Linked DNA regions of Homo sapiens: region 2 is linked to region 1. Evidence: chromatin loops called from intact Hi-C (ENCODE). Cell type or tissue: heart right ventricle. All regions are shown on one strand. Each heading gives the region's core, and the rest is flanking DNA. Links, peaks and the distances in the headings are about the cores only.

Evidence for each region. A loop is a pair of places that touch in the nucleus more often than their neighbours do. Peaks named below come from ENCODE experiments on the same cell type or tissue, not always from the same donor. Only the 100,000 strongest peaks of a DNase experiment are listed, where the experiment ranks them.
Region 2: a loop joins it to region 1, with 2.5 times the contacts of the local background. A loop is called at or near these places in 7 of 110 quality-filtered maps.

The regions. Positions count from the first base shown.
Region 1 is chr11:86,601,981-86,612,762 of GRCh38, reverse strand. All of the region lies in intron 2 of ME3 (malic enzyme 3), which reads left to right. Among named protein-coding and RNA genes, the nearest start is that of ME3, 65 kb to the left of the region's middle. In heart right ventricle, for the core only: CTCF peaks have their summits at 4,202 (motif pointing right) and 5,779; a DNase peak (open chromatin) is centred at 4,172; H3K4me3 peaks cover 347 bases; H3K27ac peaks cover 1,928 bases.
Region 2 is chr11:86,547,774-86,558,555 of GRCh38, reverse strand. ME3 (malic enzyme 3) reads left to right here. Exons shown (of 15, transcript NM_001161586.3): 4 at 1,854-2,003. Among named protein-coding and RNA genes, the nearest start is that of ME3, 120 kb to the left of the region's middle. In heart right ventricle, for the core only: no CTCF peak of the experiment used is centred there; no DNase peak of the experiment used is centred there; H3K27ac peaks cover 3,412 bases.

The DNA.
Region 1 (10,782 bases), core at 2,237-6,236:
AACAACCACATCAAAAAGTGGGCAAAGGATATGAACAGACACTTCTCAAAAGAAGACATTTACATGGCCAACAATCATATGAAAAAAAGCTAAACATCACTGATCATCAGAGAAATGTAAATCAAAACCACAATGAGATACCATCTCGCACCAGTCAGAATGGCAATTATTAAAAAGTCTGGAAACAATAGATGGTTGTGAGGCTGTGGAGAAATAGGAAGACTTTTACACTGTTGGTGGGGATGTAAATTAGTTCAACCATTGTGGAAGACAGTATGGCGGTTCCTCAAGGATCTAGAACCAGAAATACCATTTGACCCAGCAATCCCATTACTGGATATATACCCAAAGGAATATAAATCATTCTCCTATAAAGACACATGCACACATATGTTTATTACAGCACTATTTACAATAGCAAAGACATAGAACCAACCCAAATGGTCATCAATGATAGACTGGATAAAGAAAATGTGGTACATACACACTATGGAATACTATGTGGCTATAAAAAGGAATGAGATCATGTCCTTTGCAGGGACGTGGATGAAGCTGGAAGCTATCATCCTCAGCAAACTAACACAGGAACAGAAAACCAAACACCACATGTTCTCACTCATAAGTGGGAGTTGAAAAATTAGAACACATGGATACAGAGAGGAAAAACACACACCAGGTCCTGTTGGGGGTTGGGGGGCAAGGGAAGGTAACTTAGAGGATGGGTCAATAGGTGCAGCAAACCACCATGGCACATGTCTACCTATGTAACAAACCTGCATGTTCTGCACATGTATCTCATTCTTTTTAGAAGAAATAAAAATTAAAAATAAAAAAAGAGTAAACCAAAGTGCTGAGCATAGAACTAGGCACATAATGCATATCCAATAAATGGTTGATATTGGTGTATTGTCTTTGTTCCTCTCAGCAACTTTTTCAGATGGTAGCTATTAATACCCCCATTTTACAGATGAGAAAACTGAGGTTTAGAGTGGCTGAGTAGATTGCCTAAGATCAAACATCTAGACCCATAGTAAGAGCCAACAATCAAGGCCCTGTTTTCAGACTTAACTTCTAGAGTCTTCCCATTGCATGATAAGGAAAAGCCCTCCTTTGAATACAGCACTAATCAGATATTCATTTTTCTTCCCCCCCCCCCCACTTTATTGAGTTATATTTGACAAATAGAAATTGTATATATTTAAGATGTACAATGTGATGATTTGATATATATAATATATATACATACATTGTGAGATGATGACCACAATCACGCGAATTAACATATCTATCACCTCACATAGTTACCCACCTTTTTTTGTGTTGAGAACACTTAAGATCTACTCTCTTAGAAAATTTCAAGTATACAATTCTTATTAACTATAGTCACCATACTGTACATTAGATCTTCAGAACTTACTCACCTTTTTTTCTCTTTTTGTTTACAAGTGTCTGCTGTAAGGAGAGGCTTTATTCATAATTAAAAATTTATACCCTTTGACCAACATCTCCCCATTTCCCCACACCCCGGGCCCTGGCAACCACAATTCTATTTTCTGTTATGAGTTCAACTTGTTTATATTCCTCAAGTAACTGAGATCATGCAGCATTTGTCTTTCTATGTCTGGTTTATTTCACTTAACTTAATGTCCTCCAGGTTCATCCATGTTTTGGCAAATGGCAAGATTTCTCTCACTCTTTAGGGCTAAATAATATTCACATATATATGAGGTTGAGACCCAAATTCAGAACGCTGTCTAGGAAGTCAGGTTGGCTTGAAGTGATATCTGGAGTTTGAGACTGTCCAGACCCCAGTGCTACAGCTGCCTGACAACTGGATTGTCTGCCATCGTCCACTGTGCCTGGCTTTTCTGGCCAACAGTTGGTGCTGTTTTGTTCAGCAAAACACTTATCACCTATTTGTTGTCAGCCAGTCACTGACTGGGTCTTGAGTTGCAACAAGTCCTCATTGTTTCTCCCAAAGCTCAAAAGCAAATACTCTGTCAGTTATTGTTCATGCTTGTGAGCACAGACCCTGCCCCCCCGCCACCCCCTATTGCAGCAATCTGCCTTTGAGTAGAAGACAAGAGCCACCCCCCAACCCCACAGCCCAAAAGAGAACTACAGGGTGCCAATAGATTCATGCATGCACAGCCACCCTGAGCAGCAAGGGATGTGAGTCGCTCAGGCTGGGCTTCCCAGGGGCCTTGGAATGGAAAGTGGAATCTCCTGCTGCTGCACCTTCTACCTTTGTGCACGGCATCACTCCCATGGCATATGCACTGATTTCCACATTTGCTAAATTTTTAGCACTATCCTCCCCATAATATCTAGGCTCAACTTAAATGCCCCTTTCTCCATGAAATATCAGGAGTAATGGTTCTTTCCTTTGAGGTCTCAAGGTATTTAGTTTCTGCTTGCAGATCACTTTATTATAAAGTATTTCAGACACAGGAAAAAATATAACGATAATATGAAAAATATCCATATACCAATCATCTAGTTTTTTAAATGAAACATTATAAATACATCTGCTGCCCCCTCTATTCATCTCTCTGGTCATGTTCCTTTCATCACCCCTAATGTAATCACTGTCATAAATTTGGTGTTTAATGATTCCCTTGCATGTTTTTACACTTCTACTACACATGGAGGCATTCTTAAAGTATAGCCTTTTGGCATATGTTTAAACATGTTAGACATTATATGAAATGTATGTAGCCTTCCTCAACTTCCTGACTTCTAGGATGGGTCTGATGATAGTTTATACCCTTGAAGGGTTGTGAGGACTAAATGGGTTAACAAATGCAGAGCGCATAAAGAAATGCCTGGTGCATAATGTGTTGAGTAAGTGTTAGCTATTATTATCATTATATTTATATATAATTTTGCTTACTGTGTTTCTAGAGTTATCCATTTTATACATTTGGTTTTAGACCATTTATTTAGCATTCCATCACATCAGTAAACTGAAACTTACTTCTCCATGCCTATGTCGAAGAACATTTAAGTTGTTCCCAATTTTTTGCTATTACAATTTTGTAATCAATATTCTTGTACATGTCTTTGTAAACATGGGCAAGTTTTCTGGCTTAAGAGTGCAGCATTGCTGATATATATTCTTCAGTATGTTTTAACTCACTTCTGACTAGTATACTAGGGTTTGGTTAGGGGTGTGTGTGTGTGCATGCATACATATATGCACACTTATGATTCATAGCAGATTGTAAGCTCCTTGAAGACAGGCCTAATTCAATCATTCACTGATTCATTTAGCAAATATTCATTTGGCACCCAGTATAGGCAGTGTACAGGTCTAGGTGACAGGATGCAAAGATTAAATGGCACAGGCTATCTCCCAGAGCTTTTTCTGCTCTGGAAGACATACTCAGGACACATGTAGTCAGAATCATGGTCATTTCAGAGGGTAAGGGACTTGGTTTTCACTGAATATTCATGATGGACCAGGCACTGTATATACACTGTCAATCAACCACACATTAATGGCACCACTTACTACTTGGGTACCTGGGACTACTCATTAATCTTGCTGAGTCCTGCACCTCTGATGAGAAAGCACTATTTTATTGTGTTTAAGAGAATAAACCTGAGTTCAAATCCAGGCATCACTACATGTCAGCTGCATGACCTTGTATGAAGGATTTAACTTCTCTAAGTTCTTGCTTCCTGGTCTGTAAAATGGTGCTAACTATAGAATCTATCTAAAAGGGATTTATGAAGATTACATGAGAAAAATGCCAGTAAAGTGTTTACACAGTGCCTGACACATAAGAGCTCAATCATTGGTGGCTATAATCACGATCATGTCAATTGTTATCCATTATCCAAAAAAATACGTGCCTTTTTAGAAGTAAGTATATCTGGGAAGTCATTATGGAATTTTTACTTTCTTCATTGCACCAAGACTTACCAGTGAATTATCTTATATACCAGTTAATTATCTGATATACCAGTTACTACCTCTTCTATATGAATGCATATTCACAATGTATTTCATCTCAGCCTTACTGTATTTAGAGAATAGTAAAGTTTTACTTTATTTTTAATTTTTTCAACCAACAGATTTTGCTCTAATTAACAGAAAGAACCGATAACTCCTTGTATTCATCTTGACTGCCCTCTGGACATGGGCAGGTTTCCAAGCCCACAAGTTCTGCCAGCAGCTGCACACTTTAACCTCTAGAGGGAGCTGAGAGGGAATTTGAGTCCATTGCTCTGACTGAGCAAAACGGCATTTAAATTACACCTGAAAACATCACTATCCACTATTGAGAGTGCATCCTCAGAGAAAAATCCTGGGATCATTTCCCCGAATCGATTCAACATTGCCCAGATTGCTTCCATCTCATGCATACTTTGTTTTAGTAGAAATGGGCTTCATTACAGAGTGGTCTCCAGCTCCCCATAGTGGCCCCTCCTAGTAATTTTTTCTAAATTAAGCAAGCGTGCGTGGACTCAAGAGGTACACGGCAGTATTTCTTGGCTGCTTCTTTCTCCCTCTGCAAGAAACAGGAATAACATTTCATAAATAATGAGCTGCAGCTGAACTTTAATCTGCTAGATCCATTTAAAAATGTTTGGAACCTTCCCTGTCTCTCTAAGAATTACCTTCTGGATTTTTCTGGCTTTGTTTTTTGGTTTCTTTTGCATTGTAACCTTATATTAAGGAGTATGCTGCTTATGTTTAAATTAATCAATTCTGAAATAAAATGTATTTACTTTCTCCCCAAACAGTAGCCTGGTGCCAAGCATGTGGGAAATACCTCATAGGTACTTCTGGCACCCAGGGGAGACATGGCATGATCTGTGTCCCAACATGCCAGAAAGAATGATTCCAGGGCCCCATTCTGTTTCTGAAGGTCAAAAGGCAGATAAGTGCCCCCCCAATATCTGAAGGTCTATCATGTCGAACGGGGAGTAGGCGTATTCTGCATGGCTCCAGAGTCCGACCAAGGACGTATAAGAGAGTTCACTGCGAGATCAACTTTTGCTCAATGTAAAATATGTGTATATAATATATATATATATATATTTCTTTTAAAAAAAACACCGACTTCCCTATCTCTAGATGTGATCTATTGGAAGCTGAAAAAAAACAACAAAAACCATCTATCAAAGAGATTGCAGAAGGGAGTGGGAAGTACCTTCCCTCTTAAGTCCCCTCCCACTCTAAGATTCTGCAAGACTTTACAGGAAGGACTTACTCTCCTAGTTTGCCTTTTTTCTGATGATATTCACCAGGCTCTATTTGGATATTTTCCCCTGAAGTTTAAAAAAAAAAAAAAAAAAAAACTATGCCTCTCAACTCATTGTATGTATATGGGGCTATGAATCAGAGAGGAAGAAATGACCACCAATGAGTATGGTGGGAAAAGGGAGGGAGAAAGGGGTTAGGGAAAATTTTGCATGCCTGAGAACATTGAAGGATGAGAGGAGTTAAAGTTCAGCCCCGCCAGTATGTCTGAAATATCCCAGTTACAGCCAGGATATCCCAAATAAGAAGTAGCACCATCACATTTGCAAGTTAGAAAGATCACTCAGAGGAGAGAACAGATTGGTAGATTTCTTCATGGCTGTGAATGTGTTAAGTTGATGGAATTGTTTCAGGAAGCAGTGCTGCACTTAGTCATAAACTCAGCTATGAAAATAAGCCTGTACCTCTATCCAGATCAACAACAGTGACAACAACAACAATAACAAAACCCACAATGTGTCAATGAAAATCAGGCTGTTGGTTTACAAGAAATGTAACTCTATCTCCTCCTGTTGGTGCTTGTTGTTGGTTTTCAGGAAAAGCCTAGTTTGGCATTGAATCCTGAATGAATTTGCTGAAAACAGCAACCTCACATATTTACATTTGTTTCTCCTGGTGACACATGGATTAGAAAAAGAAGTAGGAATGATTAAAACAGGAAGGGTAAGCATTAGTTAACCCACAGCCAGATTTTCAAGACAAATAACATCTAAATCAATACCAATCAACCAACCAAAGACACCACATCCCTCCACTGAAATTCCTCCACTTTTCTGTACTGGGAGAGTTATAAGCACCATGGACTATTGGTCACTTCCCAGTATGCAATGAAGGATTTTCCCATTATGCCCATGTAAGAACATGAGTCCTGATCAGCATCTGGTGAACATCACTCACTGGGGTTGTCAGAAATATTTTGGAAGACTGTCAAGCTCATGGGGCCAAGGGGGATACCTGGTGGAATGTGAGAGCACTAAAAGGGCCCTGAAAACAGCTTCGCTGCAGGCAGACCACTAATTGATTCTTTAGGGTCAGGGCCAGTGTTCTGAGTGGCACTTGTGTGTGTGGCTCTAAGTGGCCAGAGACGCACCCATCTCTCTGCTGTCCACAACAGACTACCCTGATGAGGCACGTCCCTGAGATATTTCCCCAACTGCAGCTCAGCACAGTATGGCAAAGGCCCAGGAGGGAAATAGTGTACATGGAGCCAGGTATGTGACCATCACAGGTGACCTCTCCGAGCCTCAGTATTCTCATTTATAAAATTAATCCTCATCCAACTTACAAAATTGCTGTCACAATCCCATTATATAGTAGAGATCAATGGATAAATTGACCATTGCTATGTAAGGGTCACATGATATTGTTGTTATTCTCAAGTAAGCTGTGGTAGCTTTGGGGAGGGAGGAGGGGTGGAGTCTTCTCTCTGCAACACAGGGTGAACTCCCAGATACTTCACTAGAAGGGATGCACACAGCCTCCAGAAGCTTTTAGAAAATGGCTGTAGTGGAGAAATAGTCAGATTTTTCTGGGCACTTGTGGGAGGCCCATGGGACTTGGGGTGAGGTTGGGGGTAGGCAAACTTAGAGAACAGAAAATAATTGAAAGAGTGTCCTGGAGGCAGGGGTTTAAAGTGGAAAAAAAACTGGTGTTTGGAATGAGGCTGTCTGGGTTTGAGCTCTAACCCTCCCCCTCTGACTGTATGACTCAGGGAAGTTAGTTGTCCATTCCATCTGTAAAATGGGTGTGATTTTTAAAAAATCTATTTTAAAGGGTTGTTACAAAGATTTTAAATAACGTTAAACAGAGCCTAAAATAAAAAACTTCAATGATTAATGACTATTTTAAGGATCATTGACTTCGATGTAATTCAACAAAAAATACTTGTTCATACAGAAAATGCCAGGTCATAGATTGTCATGGCTAGAAGGCACTCTGAATACATGAGATAGCTAATGTCCAAACAGACTGGCCTTATGCTAAATTAAGCAGTTTTTGGTGGCAAAGCTGAGCCCCCAGCAAAAGTCTTCTAAAACCAGAATAATTTTTTCAATATGACACCTCTAAAATGCTTTTCAGGACCAATACCTGGTCACAGGTTCTTAAGTCAAAGTCCCCATGACTCAGAAGCACATCCAGCCTTCTAATTGTGAACAGCATGTGCAGATGCCCTGAGGAGGAACCGGTGGCATAGGTTGGAAATCATATTGGCACAGTAGGCCTGGGGTCTTGACTATCAGCAAATGAATGGATAAATAATTTGCAGTATGTATATACAATAGAATATTAATCAGGCATAAAAAGCAATGAAGTACTGATACATGATACAACATGGATGAACCTCAAAAACATTGTGTTAAGTGAAAGAAGCTGTACATAAAAATTCACATACGTTATGATTCCGTTTGTATGAAATATCCAGAATAGTGAAATCTATAGAGACAGAAAGACTGGTGATTGCTCAGAGCTTAGGGAATAGGAGAAATGGGGAGCAACTGCTTAATGAGTGGTGCATTTCTTTTTAGGGTAATAAAAATATTTTGGAACTAGATAGAGGTGGTGATTGAAACCATTGTGAATGCACTAAATGTTATTAAATCATTCACTTTAAAATGGTTAATTTTAAATTAAAACATATAAGATACAATGGATTAATTCAACTTAACTTACTGTAACTAATAATTTTCTTAACTGTCTATTAAGACGTAATTTCTAACCTAGAAGTTTGTCTACTCAAACTACTGTGTCAGCTGCCTCCCAAATTACTCACACTTTCTATACCTCAGTTCCCTGATCTATAAAATGAAAATAATAATATCTGCCTCATTAATTTGTTGAGAAGACTAAATTGAGTTATAGATATAAACCTATGTAAAGCTATTTACATTTATATCATTTTATATGCTTATTTATGTTTACTGTATTTCATTTATAAATTCTCTACCTTTATCCAGTTTTCAGTTGTTTCTCAACAGAACAAGCAGTTATAACATGTAGGGAGCAATGGTTATATGGATGGAGGGAATCTTTTTGTTCTTTTTTTTCTTGTAAGAGACAACCCTATGTAGTGTAAACCAAAAATAAAATTTGAAGCCCTCCACCTCACCCCACAACCATCTGAATGGACTCCCTCCTTAACCAGGGCATTCTAAAATTTAACCTGAAAGACTGGTTCATGACCCGACAGGAAATGGGGGCTGGACATGCCCCATTTTGCCCCTCCAGCTTTAACACCAACACAGACCTTAAACCTAATAAGAAACATTTACAGCCTGTTCTCTCTGAAGTCTGGAGGCTTCATCTGCATGATGAAACTTTGGTCTCTACAACTTCTTATCACAACCCAGACACTCCTATCTATTGACAACTTTTTTTTTTTAACTTTTTTTTTTATTATTATACTTTAAGTTTTAGGGTACATGTGCACAATGTGCCAGTTACTTACATATGTATACATGTGCCACGTTGGTGTGCTGCACCCATTAACTCATCATTTAGCATTAGGCATATCTCCTAATGCTATCCCTCCCCCCTCCCCCCACCCCACAACAGTCCCCAGAGTGTGATTTTCCCCTTCCTGTGTCCATGTGTTCTCATTGTTCAATTCCCATCTATGAGTGAGAACATGCGGTGCTTGGTTTTTTGTCCTTGTGATAGTTTACTGAGAATGATGATTTCCAGTTTCATCCATGCCCCTACAAAGGACATGAACACATCATTTTTTATGGCTGCATAGTATTCCATGGTGTATATGTGCCACATTTTCTTAATCTAGTCTATCATTGTTGGACATTTGGGTTGGTTCCAAGTCTTTGCTATTGTGAATAGTGCCGCAATAAACATATGTATGCATGTGTCTTTATAGCAGCATGATTTATAGTCCTTTGGGTATATACCCAGTAATGGGATGGCTGGGTCAAATGGTATTTCTAGTTCTAGATCCCTGAGGAATCGCCACACTGTCTTCCACAGGGGTTGAACTAGTTTACAGTCCCACCGTGTAAAAGTGTTCCTATTTCTCCACATCCTCTCCAGCACTTGTTGTTTCCTGACTTTTTAATGATTGCCATTCTAACTGGTGTGAGATGGTATCTCATTGTGGTTTTGATTTGCATTTCTCTGATGGCTAGTGATGATGAGCATTTTTTCATGTGTCTTTTGGCTGCATAAATGTCTTCTTTTGAGAAGTGTCTGTTCATATCCTTTGCCCACTTTTTGATGGGGTTGTTTGTTTTTTTCTTGTAAATTTGTTTGAGTTCATTGTAGATTCTGGATATTAGCCCTTTGTCAGATGAGTAGGTTGCGAAAATTTTCTCCCATTTTGTAGGCTGCCTGTTCACTCTGATGGTAGTTTCTTTTGCTGTGCTGAAGCTCTTTAGTTTAATTAGATACCACTTGTCAATTTTAGCTTTTGTTGCCATTGCTTTTGGTGTTTTAGACATGAAGTCCTTGCCCATGCCTATGTCCTGAAGTAATGCCTAGGTTTTCTTCTAGGGTTTTTATGGTTTTAGGTCTAACGTTTAAGTCTTTAATCCACCTTGAATTAATTTTTGTATAAGGTGTAAGGAAAGGATCCAGTTTCAGCTTTCTACATATGGCTAGCCAGTTTTCCCAGCACCATTTATTAAATAGGGAATCCTTTCCCCATTGCTTGTTTTTCTCAGGTTTGTCAAAGATCAGATAGTTGTAGATATGTGGCGTTATTTCTGAGTGCTCTGTTCTGTTCCATTGGTCTATATCTCTGTTTTGGTTCCCATGCTGTTTTGGTTACTGTAGCCTTGCAGTATAGTTTGAAGTCAGGTAGTGTGATGCCTCCAGCTTTGTTCTTTTGGCTTAGGATTGACTTACTGATGCGGGCTCTTTTTTGGTTCCATATGAACTTTAAAGTAGTTTTTTCCAATTCTCTGAAGAAAGTCATTGGTAGCTTGATGGGGATGGCATTGAATCTATAAATTACCTTGGGCAGTATGGCCATTTTCACGATATTGATTCTTCCTACCCATGAGCATAGAATGTTCTTCCATTTGTTTGTATCCTCTTTTATTTCATTGAGCAGTGGTTTGTAGTTCTCCTTGAAGAGGTCCTTCTTGTCCCTTGTAAGTTGGATTCATAAGTATTTTATTCTCTTTGAAGCAACTGTGAATGGGAGTTGACTCACGATTTGGCTCTCTGTTTGTCTGTTATTGGTGTATAAGAATGCTTGTGATTTTTGTACATTGATTTTGTATCCTGAGACTTTGCAGAAGTTGCCTATCAGCTTAAGGAGATTTTGGGCTGAGACAATGGGGTTTTCTAGATATACAATCATGTCATCTGCAAACAGGGACAATTTGACTTCCTCTTTTCCTAACCGAATACCCTTTATTTCCTTCTCCTGCCTAATTGCCCTGGCCAGAACTTCCAACACTATGTTGAATAGGAGTGGTGAGAGAGGGCATCCCTGTCTTGTGCCAGTTTTCAAAGGGAATGCTTCCAGTTTTTGCCCATTCAGTATGATATTGGCTGTGGGT
Region 2 (10,782 bases), core at 4,513-8,512, 56 kb after region 1:
GGGTCACCCTGCACTCATATTCCTCTGTTTCCCTCATACCATCCATTGCTTCTGAGTGGTGATGAGCACAGAAGCCTCTGCTCATACCTCCACCCCTACTCCCAAAGCTCTAAACTCGAAGGATGTTAGTCACATTAACTCCAAGGCCATACTGTAGTCAGGCCAAATATCCTCTCCCTCTTTTTTATCTCACTCTGATTGGGTCTAGCTAAGTCACTCTGAAGAGCAAGCCAGAAATTACACAATGAAATCAACTAACAGGATGAGACACACCCTAAGTTTGAACAATCTGAACCTTCTCCTTTTGTTAAATTTATAAAGAAGAAATCAAGTCCAAAGTGAAATCCTCTTTCCTACAGATATTAAGCTCTAAAAGTTAAATTCAAAAATCCTTCTCTCCCCAGTTATTTCCAGGTAGATGGGCCTCACTCATAGGCCTGGGGAAACATTCCAGGCTCAGGGACAGAAGAGTGTGCCCATTACTGGGAGCTCTAGAGGGCTTGCCCCTGATGCTGCTTGACCACCTTGACCCGCTTATTTCCAGGAGTCCCTCATTTTACAGGTGCTTGGGGACACGCTAAGAAAACTCGCCATCTTCTTTTGGGTAAGGGCAGTGGTGTGCTGGTAAATCTTTAATAACTGGTTATCTGTGCTGGGTGAGGGGCGGGATAGGAAATTATGGAATCTGCCGGATTCCATAGTGTAAATACTTGTACGATGGCTGATTTCAGGTTACCAGTTTGACATAACTGAATGTAGAATTGAGAAAAGATGTGCACAAATGGCCACTGGGTAAGAGAATCCCACACTGGCAATGGGCTGAGATCCTTGCTCTTCCTGAGTATCAGTCCTCTCTTGCTAAAAACACCTTCCAGAGCACAGTTTTTAGTTTTCCACCAAAGGAGTAATTCCTTTGGTACAGAGGAAGAGGCTGAGACCCAAGAAGTCACACAAGACTTTCCCAAGTTCACACAGCTAATAAACAGCAGAGCTGGGATTCAAACATAGGATCCTGATGTCATGCCCAGAGATCATTTCACCAGACCACAGACTTTTTTACCCCTGTTAGAAAATTTCTCCCATCCCACCTCATGCCAGAGCATCAAGTACCTTGGTATTCTCCCCAAGATTATTATCCAGAAAGGTTGTGATATTAGCAGTCACACTTAATTGTGAATTTCAACCCCTAGGTTTTCTCTCACAGAGGTTTTTGCATTCTTAGGAGTCTGAATGGAAGCCTCTTTCCCTGGCTTAGTGATTTCAGGTCTCAGGGATTAGGTAAAAGAGAGATTATTTTTGGAAATCACAACTCGTGACAGGAACCAGTCCAGTGTGGTAGGAGAGGCCAGTCCTAGAGTGCTTATATGCCCAGAATTTTCCTTGACCCTACCCCACCTCCAGAATATTATTATGCTATTGTCATTCATTAATGTTCACATAATATCATAAGCATCTTGAACAGTGGTTGAGAGCACAGATTCCAGAGTCAGACTGCTTAGATTCAAATTCCCACACGCCATGAGAATTGGGGTGAGTCAATTTCTCTCTACATGAGTCTCCTTGCCTCTAAAATAGCAAGAATTATAATCCCTACTTCACAAGCCATTGGAAGTTTTAAAGGAGTTAATGTAAAATATTTAGAACAGTATCTACACCATGTATAATAATAAGCACCACAAGCAGGTCATCTTCACATTTCATAGCTGTTGAAGCTCATGCTCAGGGCAGATGGCTTGCCCATGAATGTTCCGGGCTGAGCAGGAACAGGAGCCTTGGGTCTTTGCACCACACCACAGAGGCATCAGGGCCTGCTGCTACCACATGTCAGCTTGCTTTTTCTCTCCTTTTACAAGGTACATCATTCTCATGACACTCCAAGACCGGAACGAGAAGCTCTTCTACCGAGTGCTGACTTCGGACGTGGAGAAGTTCATGCCAATCGTGTACACGCCTACCGTGGGGCTGGCCTGTCAGCACTATGGCCTGACTTTCCGCAGGCCCCGGTGAGCCCCCGTGGAGTGAGGGCTCTGGGAGGGGCTGCCTCATAGAGGGGAATAAATTCTTTCCGCCCTTCATGCATATTGGGACTCTGGAGGCTAACTCTGATTGGGTCAGTGGTCCAACAAAAAGACATTTGATTTCAAGCACTTGCTCAGAAAAATGACCCCGTAAGCAGAGAAATGAGTGAAAAGAGTAGCTAGCAAGGGTTTATTGACTCTTCTTCACCTCCAAATAATAAATGCCCAGCATGCTCAGAGTTGGCCTGAGAGAGAGTTCAGGTTGTATTTCTCTCATTATCTACCTGTCACTTCTCTCACCCCCTCTGGTCACCTCCAAAGTACCAACAGCTCTCCTGCCAATTCAGGCCAATGAATAATGGAGTGTTGGATACCAAAGACTGAATTCTTTTGATGTTTGAAAAACCAGCATATCTTCCTTTGGGCTTGACTCAGATTCCACTTTAAATGTCATTTTATTAGACAAAACTTTGGCACTCCATTTTCTCTCAGAGCCAAAGAATTTTGAGGAGTTTTCTAAAGCAATCAGGTTTTTTTTCAAAATGACTTCAGAATATATGTTTTAAAAAAAAGAAAAAATGGTAGAGTCCTTGGTGCAAGGTGCCTTATAATTATAAATACATAGTTCTAGCACTAATGTTAAAAGAGCTACCTGGTATATGTAATGGAACATTGTTCTAGTCTACGTTCAAATATGTAAATATGCAACATACTGTGCACAGATATGTAATTTACATTTATGTAGAATTTATAAGTTAGTGTTTGTAAATCACGCGTTTTATGGGGAACATGTAATCATGGATTCAAAACAGCTTTTTTTAATTTGGAAAAACAATCTTCTAGTTTTGTAGCCAGCATTTCGGTTGAATATTACAAGATGGTCACAGTGTGTTCCCAATGCCAGTCCTGTTTCTTTCCGGATCCCACTGTTACCGTTGGCAAAGGATAGCACATCAAACCTCATCCTGATGGTGGTGTGTCTGGCTGTTGCAGCAGACACATCCTCATCACTCAGAACAGCTAAGCTTTTGCAAACCTATAGAGGCTCACTATGCCAGGGCTCCATAACAGTTCTGGTCTTCAACATGCTTCTTGCAACAGGAAGGAGACTCCTGTTCTCTTATTCTCATTCCCAAAACCAATAGTGGTAGAGACATTAGGAGCTGATGGTACATTTCTGAAGGATGCAGGACTCTATGTACTTCCCCTGTTCCTTCTCAGAAATGATCCTTTCTGCACAGATCAGCTCATGGCATTTCATCTGAGGCATTTAGCAGCTCCCTAGGGCTTAAAGAATCAAGCCCAACAGTCTGAGATATCTAAGCCTGTCACAGCCCAGCTCCAAAATTCAGTGTTCTAACTACTCTGATCTGTTCTCCATGCCCAAGTACACTGATGTTCTTCTCCATGCCTTGGCACGTATGGTCCTGTCTGCCTCAAACTCCTGCATCTCCCCTTTCCTTGGTCTCCACTCATCACAATTCTGGTTATCCTTCAAGGCCCACCCCAAGGGTCAACTTCTCCACGGAGCCCTCCCCCATCCCCTCAGGCTGAACTGACCACCCCTTTCTTGGCCTCCTCAAAATCCATTACACATACTTCGTCTATCCCATAGTTTTCTTTTTGTTTTTCATGTTTTTAGTTGTTTGTATATAACTGTCTTCTACTAGAATACAAACTTCTTGAAGGGTCAAGAAACATGATGGATCTGTTGGGTATTCTAGACCAATACTTGGCAAGTAATTGTCACTCGGTTGGGAAAGTAATGCTGTGTACTCAGTGTGAAGAATTGGTTCTTTGCAATCAGCCCCGAATTTTAATCTCCTTGACCCTGGGTGATTTTCTTATCCTCTCTCTGCCTTAATTTCCACATTTATGAAATTGAGGTAACAATACTACCTAACTCAATCATTATGAGGGTAAAATGAGAAGTGTGGATCAGGTACCTGGCATAAAATTGGAACCAGATAAATGTCAGTGTCTATTTCTCTTCAGTAACTATTGTAGAAAGGAGAAAGGATTGATAGATGTAGAATCATATTATACATATGCATGTTTAAATATTTACCAAGAAAATTGAATCATTGAACATGTAACAAACTAACACTTTTAACTTCAGAAGGAAACCAAACCCAAAATTATGCAAACATACACAATTTTGCTTTTCCAGAACCAGCTTTTTCCTGAAGAGGACCTTTATCCCCCTAAGGCAAGATTAACCATCTCCCCTGACTGAGATCTAATGGAAATTCAAGTCTACCCCACTCTGGCCCCTATTGCCAGGATGTGTGGAAGCCCTCACTCCATATGCTCTTATGGAAACTAGATTGTAGTGGCTTCAGTGGTTCCAGATGAACTAGTAGAAGGGTTAGGACCTTGCATATGCAACAGGCTTGTAAAAGTAGAATTTGCCTCCAGAGCCCACTCCAGAATCCAGGGACACCACCAGGACTGAATTTACATATCTTAATGCATTTAATGATTACAACCTCCCTAGGAGGTAGGCCCTATTATCATCTCAATTGCAAATGGGAAAACTGAGGCACAGGGAAATAACTTACCCAAAGTCACACATAGTTTATAACCAGCAAAGCCAGGGCCCAAGCCAATCTGAACCAAAGTGTAGACAGGCAACCACCACACTACACTGCCTCTTACAGTTTCGGACTGTGCACAGCTGGTGGGCATTCTGGGTGGGATGTCGTTGCAGCTCCAGGAATGTTTGACTTCCCAGGGGTCTCAGGTGGGGATTGCTAGATACCACTTCTAGAGCTCTCCTGGGAGGAATTGATCCAGCAGGGTCCGGGGGCCTGCAGCTGAGTGAGCTTGAGGCAGGCTTGGGCAGACTTAACCATCTTCTTGGATTAGTCCCTCACACTCTTGGTTCAGACTTCTCGAATACGTTGTGCACAAACCCTTCTTCAGATGATTACCCAATTAAGTTATCTGACATGTGACATTCTGAGTTGTTGCTCTAGGTTTCCATTTGGCTGCTTTCCAGGTGTGGATTCCACACCTGCCTTGCTCCTGGGGGAAATAAAAGTTTGGGCTCCACCCAAGCCCTGAACTTCATCTGAGACCTGGCTTGGACTTACTTTGTGGATTAGCATCTGAAGGGAGGACAGTCCCGAGGCCAAGAGGGAGAGAGCCAGCACCTTCTCAGTTTCTGAAACGATAAACACTCCTGCCAGGTTCCCAAGAACAATGAAGTCCTCTGTAATGGTGTCTGGCCCCCCACCAAAGCTAATTACATCCAGCTGATGCTAAAATTGAGACTCCAACCTGCCTGGGGCTCTGCATCACCTCATTACCGGGGAAAGAGTATCTCAGGGGCACCTGAGTGTCTCTGGGCAGATAGGCACCACAGAAGGTTCTGGGCTCTGGTGGAGCCTCCTTTGCCTCATCCTGCCTCTCACTTGACACTCCTCTGCATGCGCCTCCATGAGCCTGGCTTGAGGGAACGCCCCATGAAGGTCAGTCACTAGTGTGTGAGCTGGAAGAGGTGAAAGCCAGAGGTGAGGCTGGGTGGAGGCCGAGACAGAACTCAACCCAGAGGAAGGGCATGGGGAGGAAGCCATATGGGGTCCAGTGTCAGTGAATACTCTCCCTCTCCCAGGCCACATCCCTGTTGACCAGCCCTGTCTTCACATGCCTCATCCTCCTGGGCTCCAAGCAATGTGCTGCACCCGCCTTTAGACCTAACATTTCCCAGCTTTGGTGTAGGGTCCAACCCGTATGGGTGATGGAGGTCTGAAAGAAAACATTATGACACTTGTTAAAGATGGTAAGGCAGACTTTATTCAGGAGCTGGAGGGCAGAGGACTACGATAGATTTTGAACTATGGCAGAGGAGTCTTGCAGTGAGGGAGAGATTGGACTCAACTCTGACTCCAGTAAGGACAAATGGGGATTTATAACCCAGGAACAGCATGGGGGGCGGTGCTTGGATAATTACTAGGAGGAAACATCAAGAATAAGGGGTTTCTGGTTAAATTGACAGGATGGGATTATTGCTGAAGGCGGACCAGGGTCCTGAGATAACAAGGGTGGCAAGTTACCAAAGGCAGGTGGAGGATTTTGGCCAAACCGACTTAGCAGGATTCTTGCTCACACTGGATTCTACAAGGACAGGGAGGGAAGCCCAATGTCTGATCTAGTCAGAGGGGACTCAGGAGCCCAACTAAAGTTTTGGTCAAAGGAGCGTCTTTGTCAGAGGGCTGGGTTGTAGGTAGTAGAAGCAGCACGGACTTTGAAGCCAGGCAGGCTTGGCCTTGAATCTCAGCTCCTGATGACTTTTGACAATTAATTTAGCACCTCCTCAGCCTCCTCATGTGTGAAATGGAAATAACACTTATTCACATGGCTGCTTGGGAGGATTCAATGAGATTCCAAATGTAAAGGGCCTGGCCCTAGTAGGAGCTCAGCAGCTGTGATCTGTTTGACCCAGGACCCCAGGAGTTGTCATCTACTCAGTCACCCCACCCAAGAATACACACTGTAAACCTGCTGAGGCCACCCCAGTCCTCTGAAGTACCGCCACACTCTGTTGTTTGATTCAGACCTGAAATCATCTGTACTTGCACTTAACTAGCAAATCATTAGCAAGTATGTGTGAGGAATCAGAGATCGGGCTGTGATGAGTTAGAAAGGTGAGGCTGGGAAGTGGGACTTGGTTTTATGTAGTCGGAAGCTCTGTGGAAAGTACCTGAAGATGTATTTGGACAAAGCCAGCAGCCCTTGGCCCTGAGCCAAGCTGCTGTCTTTCTTATCTGCAAATAGGTGGTCTTCTGCACACTGGCCAATAACATACATACAGGATATTAAGAGTTACCATTTATTGAATGCATGTACTTCCCATGGTGGGCCCTGGTCTAGCTATTTTGTGTGCATTATTGTTGAGCCCTATAACAACTCCTTGAGGTGCTTATTATTTCACTGAGATGAAAACGAAAGCTGACTTATCTAAGACATCACAGCTGACCAAGAGCCAATTTCCTGTGTTGTTCCTGAATTCATAGTCCAGCTTCTGGTTGGCCCTGGTAAACATGACACATCATTCTGGCCTTCACTTAAACTCCCTTGCCAGATAAGTCTGCACCCAGGAGGGGCACACACATGGGTGCACACACACACTCTCACACTTGGGAAACATACTATATCATGTTGGACAGAGCACTTGGGCTGGAGTCAGAGGTAGTGGTTCAGCCCCCTTATCTAAATACCATGTGGCCTTGGAGCTACTCCACAGCTCCAAGCTCGGATCACAGGAACTATCCACCTTGTGGCATCATTATGAGGGTCAGAAGGGCTAAACGCATGTGAACATGCTTTATCAATTGTAAACTTCCTCATAAGCTTAAAGGAGGGGTATTACTTTTTCATCTCTTCTTCCCTCTCACCCCATACCCATAAGAGGATATGGTTAAGGTTCACATTTACCTCCTTGGAGTTTCCTACTTCCCGCTCAATATGTCTGGTATGCTTCATTTTCTTGCATTGGAACCTTCTTGTCTTCAACCACCTCCACCAGCCCACCGGCAACCCCCACATGCACATGCATGTGCACACACACCCAGAGGGACCCCTGGGACATGAATTACACACCTCTGCTTCCTAAATACCCACTGGAGCCCATTTCCAGCTGTACACAAGACCAATGAATGCCAACACTTTGATCAAAGCCACTCTGGAAAACAAAGACAACCTTGCCCCAGTAAATGGAGAGATCCCTGACACCCAGGGCATGGTTTTTGAGCACATCACAACACAGTTCCAACCCAGGTGTCCGTTGGTTGGGAATACACACAAACACACACACACATACTCCCAGCAAAATTGGGAGGCAAGCAGAAAGCAAGGACTAGCATCATCAAACCAGCCTTCTGCCCAATCTCAGGGCACCAAAGCACTGATTCCTTTGGCCAAGACTGCTTGACATTCCAATTTCACCCAGACTCTGCTGCGAAACTTTCAGCTGTGCTGCTGGAAAGGCGTCCTTGAGTAGACTGTGTACAAGGTCTGCAGCCGGTTCTGGTTAACCTCTCATCTGGCCCTTTTAGTCCCTTGTCCTTGGCTGTTATAGGGAGAGCACTGGATTAGGAGTCAGGAGATCTGGGTTCTTGCCCTCAATCATCCCCTTTCTGGCTACAACTCCTTAGGCAAGTCACTTAGCTCATTAGTCTGTAGTAACAGTGGTAGGGTTCTGCTGCATGGCTTCCGTGATCTCTTCTAGCTCTAACATTTTATGATCTAGTAACCCAAATTCTATAAACAAGTTAGAAATAGATTTTTAAGTGATCCATGGTAATATTATGCAGCCAAACCTAAATTTCCCCACCTGTAAAATTAAAAGGGTCTAGTTAGAGCACCAATTCTCAGTCCCGGCTGTGCACTAAACGTGTCTGGAGAGCTGTAAATCAGAATCCCTGAAGTGGAGCCCAGGCATCTCTGGCTTTCAGAAGCTCTTCAGAGGACTCTAATGGGCAGCCAGGGCTGAGAACTGCTGACCTGAGTGTTCCCTGAAATTCTTTACAGCTTGGATCTTCTGTGACTTTTAGGGAGTTGATAATCTGCATCCCGTATTTTCCAGCCCATCCCAACCTGGAAGTACTCTTGAAGGTTGAGGTCATAATAAGATAACAGAACCTCCATCTCCAACTCAACCTTCAGCAAGCCAAATTGTTCAGCCCCACCACCCAAGCCCCCTCATCTCATTCACAGGGTTGGGAGGGGAGTTCTACATCTGCCATCCTCCTCTCTTCCCCAATTTCCTCTTGAAGTTCCTATCACTACACAGAAGTCTCACTTCCAAGTTTCACTCTCATCCTCTTGACTCCCTCATGTAATTACCCACATTGTAATAGTAATAGCTGCCCACTCATGTGATGTCAATAATAGATTAGATAGGAGCAAACATCAGGCTCAAGGGTGGTTAATCATTTAGGTAACCGTGTACCCCGTGTGGCCGGGCTCAAGAGATACACTGGACCAGTTAATGTCCTTTTCAGGAATTTGAAATGAGACATGAAAGCAGTCATATAGAAAGAATTTTCCACTTGGGAAGAAAAATTAAGGCAAAAAGGATACCATGGTTTAGACTTTAGAGTCAGGTTGTGGTAGGCCAATGGCAAATGCCAGCTAAGAAGGAACAGAAAGTAATAGACCTGGAAGTAAAGGAATATTATGGAAAGAGGAGATAAGGGCAGATGGAAGAGAAACAGGGAAAAACACAGAAAGAGTGGTCCCTAGAGCTGCCTCAGTTCATGACAGCTTTCCATTCCAGTTCCTGGTCAAAACTTTACAATAGACACTCTTTCTCCAGAGGTAACTTAAGTGAACTTCTGCCTTAGGTAACTAGAACAGCCAAACTGAAAAAGAGCTATGAAATCAGGTGGATCTGATCCCCTTGTGAATAGGTTGGATGAAGCTAACAGGTTAAAGTAAGTATCTCAACTTTAGTGAGCATTAAAATCACCTGGAGGGCTTGTTAAAATAGACTGAGCAAGTCTGGGATGGGACCAGAGAATTTACGTATCAACGAAGTCCAGGTGATGTTGATGCTTCTGGCCAGGGACCACACTTTGAGAATCACCGGACAAAAGGATGGTGAAAGGCAGCTCACTGCAAAGTGAACAGAGACCATCGGAAGGAGGCAGGAGTAGAAGACATTTCCACGGCCCACTGTACATTAGTAGAAGGAGCTGGGAGTCATGAAATATGGGTTCCTGTCATGAACTAGTAGCGTGACCTATAATCCCTCCCCCTTTCTGGGCCTCACTTTCCTCATCTATAAAGTGAGGATATTAGTAGGTGATCTCAGGGCTCCTTCCAACCCTCACGGTCTTTCATTTTTCTTGCAGATTAGAGCACTGTGGCTACAAATTTGCCTCTAATGTTTCTGGCATTTAAGGGAGGAAAATGCAAAAGTAAATGAAAACACATACTTTTCATTTTCTGACAAGAAAAAGCTTGCAGGCTTATCTGCAGAAGTGTCATTTTTTGCTGAGAGCTCTGATTCACAAATGGGCACCTTCCCAGACAAGACCAGCTGGGCAATCCAGAATCTGTCATGGATTATTTGATGCCGTGGCTTGGGAATTGATGCCGGAATAGATCTTAGGAAGGTGGAAGGAGGAGGAGTCCTTCCAAAGCATAAGGTTGTTCAGCTGTTATTTGACATGAATGTCACATGGAGTAAGTTAATTGTATCTAGATCCCACATTGCTGAAATACTTTGGAACAGAGGTAGAGGAGAGAAGGAACATTTATTTTTGTGTCTGAATTATACAGAGTTCAATCACTGAGGGAACTGGCTTACTTTTTTAGTGAAAGCTTTGAGATTTGCATCTGAAAAAGTGAATTTGTGCTTAAATGCATGTGGCCTGCCTAGGACTTTAGCATCCAGAAGGAGCAGCTTGCTCTGGGGAAAGGACGGACACTCCTCAGCCATCCATGAGTTTGGGTGGGAGTGAAGGTGGCAATGGCTGAGCAGCCCCCACAAATGCAGACATTATGTTTTCCTTACTTAAATGGGAGACAGATGAACTTTATTAACTAGAACAGGATGTTCTGGGTTGACTTCCTTTAGCCAAAGGCATTATTCCCTGGCAATTTAAACAAACTGACTTTTGTTTCTTTTTTATCTGGCTCTGTCCTTTTCCTCCTTTGTCCCTGGCAATCACAGCCATGGTGATCAAAAGGATAGGTGTGGGGAGAATTTCCTAGCCCTGAGAAGGAAATACGTACATATAAGCAGGAGTTGAGT